Regions from separate parts of the Mus musculus genome. Here region 2 is linked to region 1. Evidence: chromatin contacts called from ENCODE Hi-C or POLR2A ChIA-PET data. All regions are on one chromosome and are shown on one strand. Each heading gives the region's core, a stretch centred on a gene start or an enhancer-like site at or near the end of the contact. The rest is flanking DNA. Distances are from core to core; before and after follow the strand shown. Region 1 holds the start of Map3k10 (mitogen-activated protein kinase kinase kinase 10). Region 2 holds the start of Zfp60 (zinc finger protein 60).

Region 1 (7,471 bases), core at 4,855-7,354:
TCAAACTCAGAGAGATGCCTCTTCCTCCTGCCTCTCTGCCTCTGCCTGCCTATGGCTCTGCCTCCAGTGCTGAGATTAAAGGCATGAGCCAGAACTCCAAAAATTAAACAACACAACCACAATACTGCCTGTTAATAAGTGGGCCAATGAAATGAACAGACAATTCTGAAGTGGAGAAACACAAATGACTGAAAATATTTTTTTTTAATGTTCGGCATCCGTAGCCAACTGGGAAATGCAATTACAAACCACGTTAAGATTCCATCTGACCGGGCTGGTGAGATGGCTCAGCAGGTAAGAGCACCCGACTGCTCTTCCAAAGGTCCAGAGTTCAAATCCCAGCAACCACATGGTGGCTCACAACCATCCGTAACGAGATCTAGCGCCCTCTTCTGGAGTGTCTGAAGACAGCTACAGTGTACTTACATAGAATAAATAAATAAATCTTAAAAAAAATTTAAAAAAAAAAAAAAAAAAAAGATTCCATCTGACCTCAGTCAAAACACTTACAACACAGGACCACAATGACAACAAATGCTGGTGATGTTGTGGGAATTAAGGAGCCCTGACCCACCACTGGAAAGTGGAAAATGACATAAACTAAGTCTTTGTAAGCTAATAAAAAGTAATTTTAATAAACTAATAATAAAATAACCAGAGGAAATAATCATTAAGGCAGAAAAGCTGGGGCTTGGATGTTTTGCTTTGTTTTGTGTTGTTGTTGTAATGTAGGGGGGAGAGTACAGATGGACTCTCCAGTAGCCCAGGCTAGCCTCACATTCACAGTGCAGATCCTGTGAATTGATTTGATCCTGGATATTTGTGATTCTAAACATGTATGTGCAAGGATAAGTTAGGTACAGTAGGGAGCTGCCTCCATGGGAAGTTAGTTGGCTGTGTGAGCCTGAGGGCCTGAGTTCAGATCTTTAGAATTTTTATTAGGGAGGAAAAACAGTCTGTGAATTTGCAGCTTGCCCAAAACTAGAGAGGCCAGGACACTGAGTCCCCAGGCTCAGAGGCCTGCCATTCTAGCCCAATCAGAGAGCTCCAGAGTCATCAAGTGACTGTGAAGAGGAAACTTAAGGGTTCTTGGAAAGTCAGTTGTGTCGGATCATGTTTTATTGGGGCAAACACGTGAACATTTCACTGAAGTGGACACAGGTGAAAGGCTAAGGCAGACTTGTGAAGGAACATTTGAGTTGAAGCAGACATTCATGCCAAGACATGTATGTGGGTAACTGACATCCCAGTTGGCAAGTTGGAATATGAATGTTAGGCAAGTCAGATAGATCACCCCACCACAGTTGAATTCCTCAACCAACGAGGGCAGGATAAGTGTCCCACAAAGACGTGTTCCTAAGGAATACCCTGTCCCCAAACCCTGATTGGTGAAATAACTCGGCATGAATGTATCTGGAGTTCAGGCTTAAAAGCGCTGTAGGATTCTCTGTGTGTGGTTTGAGGGGCGACTCCTGAAAACAGAAACTACAAATTAAAACAACTTGTTCCAGGAGAAAGAAATACATCTGAATAAATTGATATTCACAGGAGGAGTTGGATTTGTAGGCAAAGACCTATCAGAAGGCTATGAAAACTCAACTACACAGAAATGAAGACTGTGGGCCAATCCCACTTATTAAAACGTATGTATGGGGTCAGAGAGAAGGCTCAGTGTTTAAGAGCAGTTGCTACTCTTGTAGAGGCCCTAGGCCTGGCTCCCAATACCATATCAGGCAACTAACAACCATATGTAATTACAGTTCCAAGAGATCTAACGTCGTCTTCTGACCTCTACGGACACCAGGCACACATGTGAAGCACATGCATGCACGCAGAATACTCACTCACGTAAAATAAAGTAAAATAAAATAAAATAAAATAAATACAGGCTGGAGAGGTGGCTCAGTGGTTAAGAGCACAGACTGCTCTTCCAGAGGTCCTGAGTTCAAATCCCGGCAACCACATGGTGGCTCACAATCATTTATAATGGGATCTGATGCCTTCTTCTGGTCTGTCTGAAGAAAGCAATGGTGCACTCGTATATGTAAAATAAATAAATACATCTTTAAAATAAATAAATAAAATACATATGCAAAATGCTAGTGAAAAGCCATGAAAGCCAGAAATAATAGGTTAAAAGCACTTAAAGCGTAAGCGTCACAGTGCTGGCTAGTCTCACGTCAGCTTGACACAAGCTACAGTTACCTAAAGAGAGGGAACCTCAGTTGAGAAAATGCCTCCATAAGATCCAGTTGCAGCCGGGCGTGGTGGCGCACACCTTTAATCCCAGCACTCGGGAGGCAGAGGCAGGTGGATTTCTGAGTTCGAGGCCAGCCTGGTCACAGAGTGAGTTCCAGACAGCCAGGGCTACACAGAGAAACCCTGTCTCGAAAAACCAAACAAACAAACAAAAAGATCCAGTTGCAGAGCCGGGCGGTGGTGGCGCATGCCTTTAATCCCAGCACTTGGCAGGCAGAGGCAGCCAGATCTCTGAGTTTGAGGCCAGCCTGGTCTACAGAGTGAGTTCCAAAGGAAGAGAAGAGAAGAGAAGAGAAGAGAAGAGAAGAGAAGAGAAGAGAAGAGAAGAGAAGAGAAGAGAAGAGAAGGGAAGGGGAAAGGAAATGGAAAAGAAATAGAGAGCAGGCTGAGCAAACCATGAGGAGCAAGCCACTGAGCAGCACCCTCCATGGCCTGTGCATCAGCTCCTACCTCCAGGTTCCAGCCCCTTGAGTTCCTGCCCCAGCTTCCTTCAGTGATGGACCTCAGTGTGGAAACGAAAGCACAATAAACCCTTTCCGTCACAATTTGCTTGGGGTCATGGTGGTTTTTTTTTTTTTTCAGCAATAAAAACCCTAACACAATCTTCTCAATTAAAAACCCAGCATAAATTAGGAATAGAGCAGCGGTTCTCGACATGTGGGTCTCGACCCCTCTGACAAACCTCTATCTCCAAAAATATTTGATTATGATTATAACAGTAGCAAAATTACAGTTGTAAATTACAGTAGCAATGAAAATAATTATCATTGAGGGTCACCACAACTTGAGAAACAGTATTAAGGGGTTGCGACATTAGGAAGGCTGAGAACCACTGGAATAGAGCGTAATAAATTAAACAAAGGAAGGCTGGGATGAAGCTTGACGGTTGAACAGCTGACTAATACACTAGTGAGGGGCTGGGGGCGTGGCTCAGGTGTAGAGCCCCTGCCTAGAATCCCCCAGTAAAGGACTGGAGGCGGTAATCAGTAATAAAACACTTGCCTAGAATCCATCAGAGAGGGGCTGGGGCTTGGATCGGTGATAGAGCAAAGGAAATCTATGAAACTGACTAATCCTATCCCTATCCACCCTATTCCATGAAAACATTTGTGGTGGATTGAATATGGTTGGCCCAGGGAGTGGTACTGTTAGGAGGTGTGGCCTTGTTGGAGGAAGTGCATCACTGTGGGGGGTGGGGGACTTTGAGACATTCCTCCTACTCACCTGAAGATGCTGAGTCTTCTAGCAGTCTTCAAATCAAAATGTTGAACTCTCAGCTCCTCCAGCATCATGCCTATCTGGACGCTGCCATGCTTCCCTCCACAATGATAATGGATGGAACCTCAGAGACTGTAAGCCAGCCCCAATTAAATGTTGTCCTTTATAAGAGTTACCTTGGTCATGGTGTTTCTTCACAGCAATGAAGACCCAAACTAAGACAGCATCCACTAAGATCTAAAGCCAAGCAAGGTTTCTTTCCTCACTCAAGGCTAGATCCCTGTTTGGAGACACCCTGTTCCAACCACACGCTTAATTGACACTGAATCACCCCTAAGATGTTAATAAACAGACTAACAGTGTCAGCCTAACCCAAGCATGCGGGGTGTTGTGCAATTTTCAGTAGTTTGTTTGTTTGTTTTGGATTTTTTTGTTTTTGTTTTTTGTTTGTTTGTTTTTTCTAGACAGAGTTTCTCTGTATAGCCCTGGCTGTCCTGGCACTCACTTTGTAGACCAGGCTGGCCTCAGTCTCAGAAATCCGCCTGCCTCTGCCTCCCAAGTGCTGGGATTAAAGGCATACGTCACCACTTCCCAGCATCAGTAAGAAGCTAATATCTTAAAGCATCATGGACTAGCACCTCACAGTTAAGAGGGAAAGTCTTAGTAATAAAAGATTTGTAGCCGACCATGGTATCTGAACCTTTAATCTCAGCAGAAGGCAGAAATAGGCAGGTCTCTTGAGTTTGAGGTCAGCCTGGTCTACATAGCAATTTCCAGGATAGCTAGGGCTCACCTCTGGCCTCTCTCTCTCTCCCTCTCACCCCCCTCTTACCCTCTCCTCCCCCTGCCCACCTCTGTGAGTGTGTGCGAGTGCACACGCGCACACACGCGCGCGCGCGCACACACACACACACACACACACACAGGCATTCAATGCCAACCAAGCTGCACATGGAGAAGCTAAGAAGACAAGTTGCAGGGGTCAGTTCTCTCTTTCCACAACGTGGGTTCTGGGCTCAAACTCCAGCTTGGCCATCTCACCAGCCAACAAGCATTCTCGATAGACCCCTAGTTTCCCTAAGCAGACAACAGGAGACTTGTTAGTCAGCTACAGGAGTAGTATCACTTCCTGTGATCTTTTAGCATCAGTGTCTCAGAATCTGGCTATGAGAGTTCTTAAAATTCTTCTCTTCCTTCCTCTATCCAGAGTCTCAAGCCATTTAGGATCACCAAACTGGAAAGACCCAGGATTCTACCCCCTGACGTTTATAGTTCTTGGACAAGCCACTGACGTTATACAGGACTCACCTTCTGCATTCTATACATAGAAAGGCAGCATTCTAAAAACATGGTGCTGAGGATAAGTTAGAAAAATATATAGGCAGGTAGAGAAACGGCCTTCCTGCCAGGGTTGTTTCCTTCCTTAGAGAAAGGTTAGAAGGACAAATGCCTAGGCAAAATGTTAAGATGAGAGGACCCATAAGTCTTATAAAATGCTAAACACAGAGCCCTTGTAACGACTCCCAACTCAGCGATTGTCAGCTTGCCTCAATAAAGCTCCACACACGCACACCTTTGTCCCTCTCAGTCAGTTCTTTGCCTGTCCCACAAATAAACTCAACCAGAATCTTAGTTACCGTAGGGGGCAAAGATGGGTCAGCTCTAAAGGGCATATGCTGCTTTTGCGGAGAACCTGAATTTGGGTCCCCAGCACCCACATGGGGTGGCTCACAACCGCCTGTGACTGAAGTTTCCAGGAGATCCAACGCCCTCTTTGGGTGCGTGCACGCACGCACGCGCGCGCGCACACACACACACACACAATTTAAAAATACGATCACTGACAGTGTTTGTTTTTCAATTTTTCAATTTCTTTTAAACTGCCCTTGACTCTTGCTTTGCCATTTATAATTTAGCAATCTTGAACAAAGTGAGTTTGTTTCTCTGAGTCACCTGTAAATGAGGCTCTTCGTGAAGATTTAATGACATCATCTGAGCAAAGCCCCCACCCCCGGAAACCCCTCCTTTCAGCCCCCTCTCTCCAAACTGAAGCTCATTATAGGAGGCAGAAGAGTATAGACAAGTTCTTACTGCAGATGCCAGTGATCCCATAGCTGGTGAGGCAAGCAAATCTGGCTATGAAATCTTCGAGACAGTACACTTCGCCCTCCAGCCTGCTCCTGCCCAAAGAGGCAGCACAAGTCTGTGCGTTAACTTGCTCCAGTCACCCATTGCTCTCTGAAGCAGGTGGTTCAAGGAGCGCAATGGTCCACGAACGAACTACATTTCCCAGCATGCACTTCCAGCCAGGGACCCTAGAGACTATCCTGCGAACCTTGTCCGAACCGCTTTAGGAGTATCGGTCCGTAATCTCCATTCATTCAGCTCCTATGTTTCCCTTGGCTAAATGAGTCAGTTACCGTGAACTCCAACATGAACGGGTCTCCTGCAGGGCTTGTAGAAAGCGTTGGTTCATTCGCCCTGATAGGAGATAGGGCCTAAGGACCAGGGCTCATGTAGCCTGGGACGAACCCAAGGCCTCGCAGCTTGGGACTACAACTCCCAGGCGGCATCGCGGCGGCAGCATAAACACGTCACTGGACACCGCCAAGAGCCCCGGCGGGGAGAGGGACTTAGGGGGCCGACCAGGAGCCGGCTGAGGAGGATGGGGGCCGCCCACGCGTTCCTCGCGTGAGGAGGCCGAGGGGCGCGCCACCCCATCCCGGGGCGGCCGCCCCCGGGGCGCCGCCATCCCTGCCCGGCCCTGCGGTCGTGGCTGAGGATGCGGAGCCGGGGGCCGCCGGTGGAGCTGCGCGGGGTGAGAGGCGCGGGGAGGGGCGGCCGCTTGCTGCCCTCGGCCTCGGCCTCCGCCGGCGGGCCCCGCTCGACCCGGCCCTCCCTGCGCCCTGACATCGTTGGGGACAGGTGAACCTAACGCCTCTCCTGCACAGCCAAATCCGAGGGATCGGTCCTATCGTTTGAAAAAGGTGTTTTTTAGGTTTTTGGGGTTTTTTTTCTTTTTAATTCCTTCGCTCCAGCGGAGGCCCCTCCCCCAGCTATGGTCCCCAGGAGCCCCCCGGGGTCCGCAGGGACTGTCTCCCATCCCGGCCTCCCGGCCCCGCGCTCAGCATTCCGCGGGCAGCCTGCGTGAAGCGGCCTCCCGCAGCCCCCGGCCCCTCCCCCATGGAGGAGGAGGAGGGGGCGGCGGCCAGAGAGTGGGGCGCGACCCCCGCGGGGCCAGTGTGGACCGCCGTGTTCGACTACGAGGCGGTGGGCGACGAGGAGCTGACCCTGCGGAGAGGCGACCGCGTCCAGGTGCTTTCCCAGGACTGTGCGGTGTCTGGAGATGAGGGCTGGTGGACAGGGCAGCTGCCCAGCGGCCGTGTGGGCGTCTTCCCCAGCAACTACGTGGCCCCCGCTGCACCCGCCGCACCCTCAGACCTCCAGCTGCCACAGGAGATCCCCTTCCACGAGCTGCAGCTGGAGGAGATCATCGGTGTCGGGGGCTTTGGCAAAGTCTATCGCGCCGTATGGCGTGGAGAGGAAGTAGCGGTCAAGGCCGCTCGGCTGGACCCTGAACGGGACCCGGCAGTGACAGCGGAGCAGGTCCGCCAGGAGGCCCGGCTCTTTGGAGCCCTGCAGCACCCCAACATCATTGCCCTGAGGGGCGCCTGCCTCAGCCCCCCAAACCTCTGCCTGGTGATGGAATATGCTCGGGGAGGTGCATTGAGCAGGGTACTGGCAGGTCGCCGGGTCCCCCCTCATGTGCTGGTCAACTGGGCTGTGCAGGTGGCTCGGGGCATGAACTATCTACACAATGATGCCCCTGTGCCCATCATTCACCGGGACCTCAAGTCCATCAACAGTAAGTGGTATCCTCTCTCCCAAAACTCTTCCGCTGAATCTTATGAGGCCAAGCCCAGATCGTTGGAAAGGGCAATGGACAGCAGATGGCACTGCATGGGGCAAGCAGGGCCAGGTGAAGGGGGACTTT
Region 2 (7,231 bases), core at 1,907-4,406, 57 kb before region 1:
GGCAGAGACAGGGAGCTTGTTCAAAGTCCTCAGCCAACCTGGTCTACATGAGCTCCAAGGCAGCATCTATAATCAGAAGAGCTGGCAAAAAGTCAATATTAACGTTCATGAGAATGACACTAGACCTTCAGTCACTCCACATGCAAAAGTCAACCCAAAACAGATTAAAATTTACGAACTGACACCACTAGGAAGAAACATACAGGGAAGCCTCCAGGACAGTGGACATATTGGGCATTACTCTAAAAACACAAGCAACAGAAGCAAAATGGACAAATACGACCATTTGTATCAAACTAAAAACCTTTACACCACCAAGGAAACAATCAACATGGTACCAGGATAATCTAGAGACCGGGAGGGAATAACTGCAAACTGCATCGGACTAGGAGGGGACAGCTAAACTCCTGCACAGCAGCTTCATCAGGAATGCAGACAACTCAGTGACTGGGAAACTTCCTCGTTAAGGAACAGGCAAGCTGGAAATAGACACTTACCCAAACAGAACATCAATATGGCCTATTAATAGTTATATGAAAAATTAGCATCAGAATGAGAGTCATTAAAATCACAAAGAGAGGCCACCTCAAGCCCATTAAGAGTGTCAGTTACAGCAGCCCAGAGACTTAGCAAAGAGGTTTGTTTAGAGTGCTTGTTGCTCTTGCAGAGGCTAGGGTTCCCAGCACCCACATGGTGGTTCACAACCAGTTCTAACTCCAATTTCAAGGGATTTGACACACTCTTCGGATCACCTACACGACCAGGTATGCACAAGGAGCCATAGGTTATGTAGGCACAACACTCAGGAAGAGAGAGAGAGAGAGAGAGAGAGAGAATAATGAATATGAATCTTTTTAAAAACACTGACCATTATCAGAAAACAAAACATAATGTAGAGAATATAGAAGAAAAAGAACATCATGGAGGAAATGTAACTTCACAGTCATTGCAGAAAACAATGTGGCAGATTTTCAATTACAAACAGACCTCACACTGATCCATGGATCCCACGGCTGAGGGGAATACACACAAAGGAAATAACATCAGTATCTGCAAGAGACATTTACACTCCCACCGCTCTTCCAGCATCATTTCCATAGCAGTGATACGCGACCTCACCAGCAGACGAATGGACCAAGCACATGGAGGATGGGGCTCACGCACAGTGAATCATTTACTACAATATGGATGCACACATGCAATACGCTAAAGAGGAAGGCAAGCACGGGGGATGGGGATGGCTCAGGGGCTGAGAGCCGCTATGGCTTTTGCAGAGGACAGAGTTCAGTCTCCTGACAGCTACAGTGCCTGGAACCCAAGCTGCAGGGAAGCCTATAGCTCTGGTTTCCGGGGGGGGGGGGCACCTGTGGTCATGGACACATAACCCAACATACGTAACTTTGAAGACAAATACTTCATCTTTAAACAATGACAGATACCCATGGTCTCAGTCATGTAGAATCTGAAGCTGTTTTCTCCTAGGAACAGCAAGATGCTGGTTGGTGGGGTTTGAGTGGCGGAGGCGTCAAGAGTGGGAGACGCAGATCCATAAGGGAGAGAGATGGGAGGATGATGATCAAGGGCTACAGAATTCCAGCTACCGGACAGAAGCTCAGAGATGTGTCATGAAACATGGACTTCGATGGATGGTTTTGAAAAGACAGAGAGGGTGGACATTAAGTGTACTCACTCCAAAAATGTGAGTTAGATTAAGTCATCCCAAAGGACATAAATACGGTACAGATTTACACAATACAAACAGTTCGTCGCAACATTTGGAAAAACACTCTGCTCTATGGTATATTCACCTTCCTTGTTTTTGAAATAGGTTCTCACTGTGTAGGCCAGCTGGCCTGAAACGTGTTATGGGGATCAAGCTGCTACAGAATTCACATTGCCCTTCCTGCTTCTTTCTGCCTCGTTGTACCCCACAAAGCCTAGCTTTTCTGTTTGAGTGGCTTTCTTAAACATCCACCAGCAATCGCATTGTTTCTCACACTCCCTTGTCCTGCAGAACACTGAGTGGAATGAACCCAAGATGGCCTCACAGAGCAACAACTAAAGCACACCAGGCCCTTAGGATATGGCGGCACTGCACTAACAGGCTTCACCACAGGCATCCTAAGGTTCCTGACAGGCCTGGAGAGCCTGAGGGGACAGAACCAAGACTCCAACCCAGATGGAGGGGAGGGGAGGGGAGGGGGAGAGAGCCTACCACTTTCCCAATCTCAAAATCTACTAGAAAACAAAAACCTCCACTCTTCCGCTGCTTTGAAATGAAGACCTGTAAGAAGATCTAAGGCCATCTGACGTGTGACACCATCCAAATAGAAATCGATTTAGCACATCGGAGTTTGAAAGCCCTTTTGTTAACCTCTGTCGGTTCCTATCTATAACATGGTCGGTGAGGTGGGGGGAGTGATTGTAGACAGAAGATGTCAAGGGTCATTGAAACGATAATGTGAATACTAACTGGAAAGGGGAGGGACAATGTAAGGGACACAATGATGGCGGTATCAATTTACACGTTCCTTCTTCATTTACTGACAATTCCATATTCTAAACATAAAACCCTCATTTCTCGCACAGAGAGAAAGCGCAAACTCGCCCTTGAGCCTTCGGTGGGTAGCAACAACGATCTCACGCTCCTCCAGCCCTCCTTTTGAATAATGGCCTGCGCAGGGAGCCTGAGTAAGCCTAGATTACATCTGAGTAAGCCTAGATTACATTTGAGAGCATCCCCAGTGAGCATTTCCCCTCTCTTCCCTCGACACTCACACGGCTAGAGCTCTGAGAAAAGGCCAGTAGGCCACCCTCGGAGGCACTTTCGGCCTCAAATGCTCGTCACAAAGCTCAATCTGAACCACAGGGAAAGCTTCCCTTCAGACTCCGCCCCTCACCTCTCCTCAGTGAAGCTTGGTCCTCTGCTGGTGGCCGCGAGAGAAAGCGACAAGCACGGTGATAATGCAAATAGCTCAAGGTGCGTACGCAGAGACGCGCGCGCGCACACACAGCACCGTCCCTAAACACTCACACACGCATCAACATCCATCCACCCCACCGTCCACACCCACACCCGGACTCCCGGCCTTACTCTGCAGAGACCGAAGACACAAAGCAATTCCCTACTCAGACCAGAAAGACCCGACCGTCCGCTATAGCGCCGCCAGGGCACCGGAAGTTGCTTTACTTCCGCCGCGGTAGCCCCTGGGAAATGTAGTGCCGAGTGCTCAACTCGATGAAGCCTAGCGGTCTGTAGTTCAGAGAGATCACTGCACACAACTTAGGCCAGGCCATCTGAGAGCTATGCCAGTGGTTTGTGGGAGACGTCGTGTTCTGTCTCCCAGACCCCCCACCCCACCCCCGGACAGAATAGGAAGCGTGATCAAATCCGGATATAACTGGCGTGGTTACACTTTGCACCAAGAGGGATTCCACCTGCTGTGCTCTAGTAGGGACTATGGTAGATTGGAAGACACTGAACTAAAGAATTGGTTGGTTTTAAACGTGGTAGTTTATATCAGCGATTTCAGACAGCCAGATGTTCAGAGAGTCAGTGTCCCTGTTATCTAGATAGGAAAACGTGAGTGAGGACTAGTTGGATAAATATCAACAGAACTGCGCCCATTTTGAAAGGTGAATGACTAGCATGTGGAAGTATCTAAACAACCACCGACGTATGTAAACAACCACCGACGTATGCCTTGTTTATGTAGGGAAAACGTACTTAGTGTAACATGACATTGAAAGATCCTGACAGAATGTAAAAGGTCACACAAGCCCTGAAATTGGCAAGATAGATGTCACTGTTAGCAGAACTAGCTTCACTGATTTAGAAAAATAGAGGTGCACAATGCTCTGGCCACTCCTTGAACCCGTGTGTCTGCCAATGTTTTGACCGTTCCTTGAACCCATGTGTGTGCCCACTGATGAAGCCCATTGCCAGGTGTTTGTGATATTGGTTGCTGAAAAAGAGTCAGAAAATCTCCCCAGCAACAACAGCCCGGCCAATCTAGAGTTCCTACACCTGCACCAGACTCTTCCCTTGGACCCCTCCCATACCCATTTCTTGAGAATAAACATTGTTTAGATCTGGAAATCCCCTACTTCCCCCTTCTCCTTCCCCCCCTGAGGGCCTATAAAAACTGGGACCTCTTTCCCCTTGGGGTCGACTCCTCTACCCCTGCGTGGGATATGAGTCGTCCCCAGAGCTCTGGCTTTCCCCGAATAAAGCCTCATGTGGTTTGCATCAAGCTTGGTCTCTTGTGAGTTCTTGGGTGTCCGCTATTGTCCTGAGGCCTGAGCAAGGGGCTCCTCTCGGAGTCTTTCAACATGAGCTTTCAAAACCACATTTATTTATTATTTATATTTACACATATTTTTCCAGAACATGAGAGAAAACTAGTGTCAAGGTTAATGATAATCCTATTAGGACCACTAAACATATTAGACGCTTTGTAAATGATCTAAACGCCTACAGTATAGACAGATTAGATTTGAAATAAGTCAGTCTCAACCAGATGTTAACTACAGAAAATACGTTGATAAATACTCTAGCTGATTAAAAGTGACCATCCTCAGGCGGGCAGTGGTGGCACATGCCTTTAATACCAGATTTCTAAGAGTTCAAGGCCAGCCTGGTCTACAGAACCAGCAGTCTCTACACGAAGAAACCTTGTAACAAAAGACAAACAAAACAAAGTGACCATCCTCACAATAGTCAAAAGAAGAATTAGATTGATTTTAAAGTTGAGGCAGATTGGGGGACAAAGAACATTGCCATTGATGACAAAGTAGCAATTCATCAAATGAAGTTCAGTTTGTTTTGTTTTGTTTTGTTTTGTTTTCAAGACAGTTTCTCTGTGTAACAGCTCTGGCCATCCAGGAACTCACTTTGTAGACCACATTGGTTCATAATGGTTTGTGTGGCAAACCAAAAGACCTACAGTTTGTCCTGCCTGCAGAATGTTCTGGGACTAATAAGTGGAAACTTATGGTTTCTTTGAAAAATCAGTTGTGTAGGATGGTGATTGGCTGGGGCAAACACATGAAGGAGTGTTTTTCTGAAGCAGATACAGGTGAAAGGAGTTTTTGCTAAAGCAAGCACCCGAAAGGACATGTGATGAAGGATTCTTCCCTAGCAACACGCATGTATTGTCTCACCTTACACTGCATAGCTAAGCTCCATCTGTCATTACTCCATAGAGAGATACGCACCAAGACTCCTGGTGGTGTTCTGGCAGCTTCTTGCCACTTCCAAGGACTCAGGCCAATTAGCAGAGTGATGTCAGCTGATACAGACTCACTTCGAGTTTTGCTAAAACAGACTCATGTGCTAAGGAACATGGGTGTGAGGCAAGACCCGTGGAGGACGCATGATGTTTGGAGATGTTTGGACCCAACAGACAGTGACAGGGTCTTGCCCAGCTAGCTCTGCAATGCATTGTTGGTCTCTAGTCTTGACTGATCTTCAATTCTTTGAGAGAGGCACAACACAGACCTTCTCCTGGCACCCCTGTTGATCCTGGCTGCTCCTAGTGACTCAAAGAAACGACGATCAGCCAAGACTAAAGACCAACAATGCATTGCAGACCTGGCTGTTTCTGCTGATTCATGTTTGCTATGCCAACGCTGCTGAGCTGGACTGCTGGTGTATTCGTGGAGTGTTTGTGAGTGGATGGAGCTGCTGAGTGGCTGCTCCCGATTCCTGTAAACTGAACTACTGCTTTCCCGACAACAGAGATGGGATTTGCTCCAAAGAACAATTTATAAACAGGTCCACTTCTCCCACATTCCTAATCACCTTTCTTTTCTTTTTCAAGATTTATTATTATATCTAAGGACACTGTAGCTGTCTTCAGACACACCAGAAGAGGGTGTCAGGTCTCCTTATGGATGGTTGTGAGCCACCATGTGTTTGCTGGGATTTGAACTCAGGATCTTTGGAAGAGCAGTCAGTGCTCTTAACTGCTGAGCCATCTCTCCAGTCCCCCTAATAACCTTTCTCTTCCACTACCTGGGGTAGGTATTGGGCTAGAAGAGAGGTCAAAGAGATTAAGAGCTATATTAAAAGTAGGTCTATGAGAAAAATTTAAGCAACTGACTGTAGCCTAGCAGAGTCTTCATCAATAAGACCAGAGAGAATTCATCCAGCTACTGATGGGAATAGATGCAGAGTCCCATAGTCAAATGCTAGGTAGAACTCAGAGAGTCCTGCAGAGGAGGGGGAGGAAGAATTGGAGAAATCAAAGGGGTTAGAGACACACCAAGCAAATCCAGCTCACAGTCAACTGAGACTCATGGGAACTTGAGAGATCAGAAAAGCTATAGAGGTCTGACCTAGGTCTTCTGCATATATCTTATAGCTGAGTAGTTTCATGTTCTTGTGTGTGGTGTTTAGACTAGGGATGGTCCCCTAGACTCATATTTGAATGCTTGGCCTGTAGGGATTGACTTCTCAAGAAATGGGTATGGGAGGGGTACAAGGAAAGAGTCTGGTGCAGGTGTAGCAATTCTGGATTGGCCGGCTGTGGTTGCTGGGGAGATTTTCTGACTCTTCCCCAGCAACCAATATCACAAACACCTGGCTTCATCAGTGGGCACACAATTGGGTTCAAGGAACGATCAAAACATTGGCAGACACACAGGTTCTAGGAGCGGCCAGAGCATCGTGCATCTCTAATTTTCTAAATCAGTGAAGCTAGTTCTGCTAACAATGAAATCTATTTTGCTAATTTCAGGACTTCTGTGACCTTTTACATTCTGTCAGGATCTTTCATTTTCAATCTCAGTAACAGGTAGAACAAACCTAGAACAGCAACGGTGCCTAGTCAAATTGCACAGCATATCAACTGTGAAAGCTGTCAGAAGGCCAGGCAGTGGTGGTGCACGCCTTTAATCCCAGGGGCTTTGTGTGGGGCCCCTCACAGTTTAACTGTCAGTGTTCTGTGTCCTGTCCCTGTAGGGAGGACAGGACAACTTTTCTTCCAGTCACTCCTGACAGCATCCTGGGACAGACTCTGCAAACTCAGTCAGTTTGGACAATTGGAATGCTGGGAAAAGTTGTCAGGAGGCTTTTCTTGCAGCCCTTGTCACTGGGGGCAGAATGAACACAGTGATCACCGCTCCACAGACAGACAAAGTGAGGGGAGCAAAACCTGACACCCAGGGCTCCTCCTTCCCTGCAGCCGAGAGTCTGGGAGACCCGAGGTCCAGCCTCCTGGAACAAGTG

What was found. Hi-C counts contacts between places; a loop is a spot of excess contacts on that map. ChIA-PET counts read pairs that join two places held with the same protein, here RNA polymerase II (POLR2A).
Region 2: POLR2A ChIA-PET joins it to region 1 with 17 read pairs in Patski. The contact joins the promoter of Zfp60 here to the promoter of Map3k10 in region 1. A Hi-C loop is called at or near these places in 8 of 37 maps with a recorded cell type or tissue (adrenal gland, heart, left cerebral cortex and 2 more). POLR2A ChIA-PET finds 5 or more read pairs at or near these places in 4 of 5 experiments (Patski and embryonic stem cell).

Annotation. Positions count from the first base shown.
Region 1 is chr7:27,673,214-27,680,684 of GRCm38, reverse strand. It overlaps Map3k10 (mitogen-activated protein kinase kinase kinase 10), which reads left to right and starts at 6,104. Exons shown (of 10, transcript NM_001290528.1): 1 at 6,104-7,342. The coding sequence starts at 6,661. It also overlaps a transcript of Zfp607b not described here.
Region 2 is chr7:27,727,334-27,734,564 of GRCm38, reverse strand. Zfp60 (zinc finger protein 60) reads right to left here and starts at 3,156. Exons shown (of 5, transcript NM_029531.2): 1 at 3,095-3,156.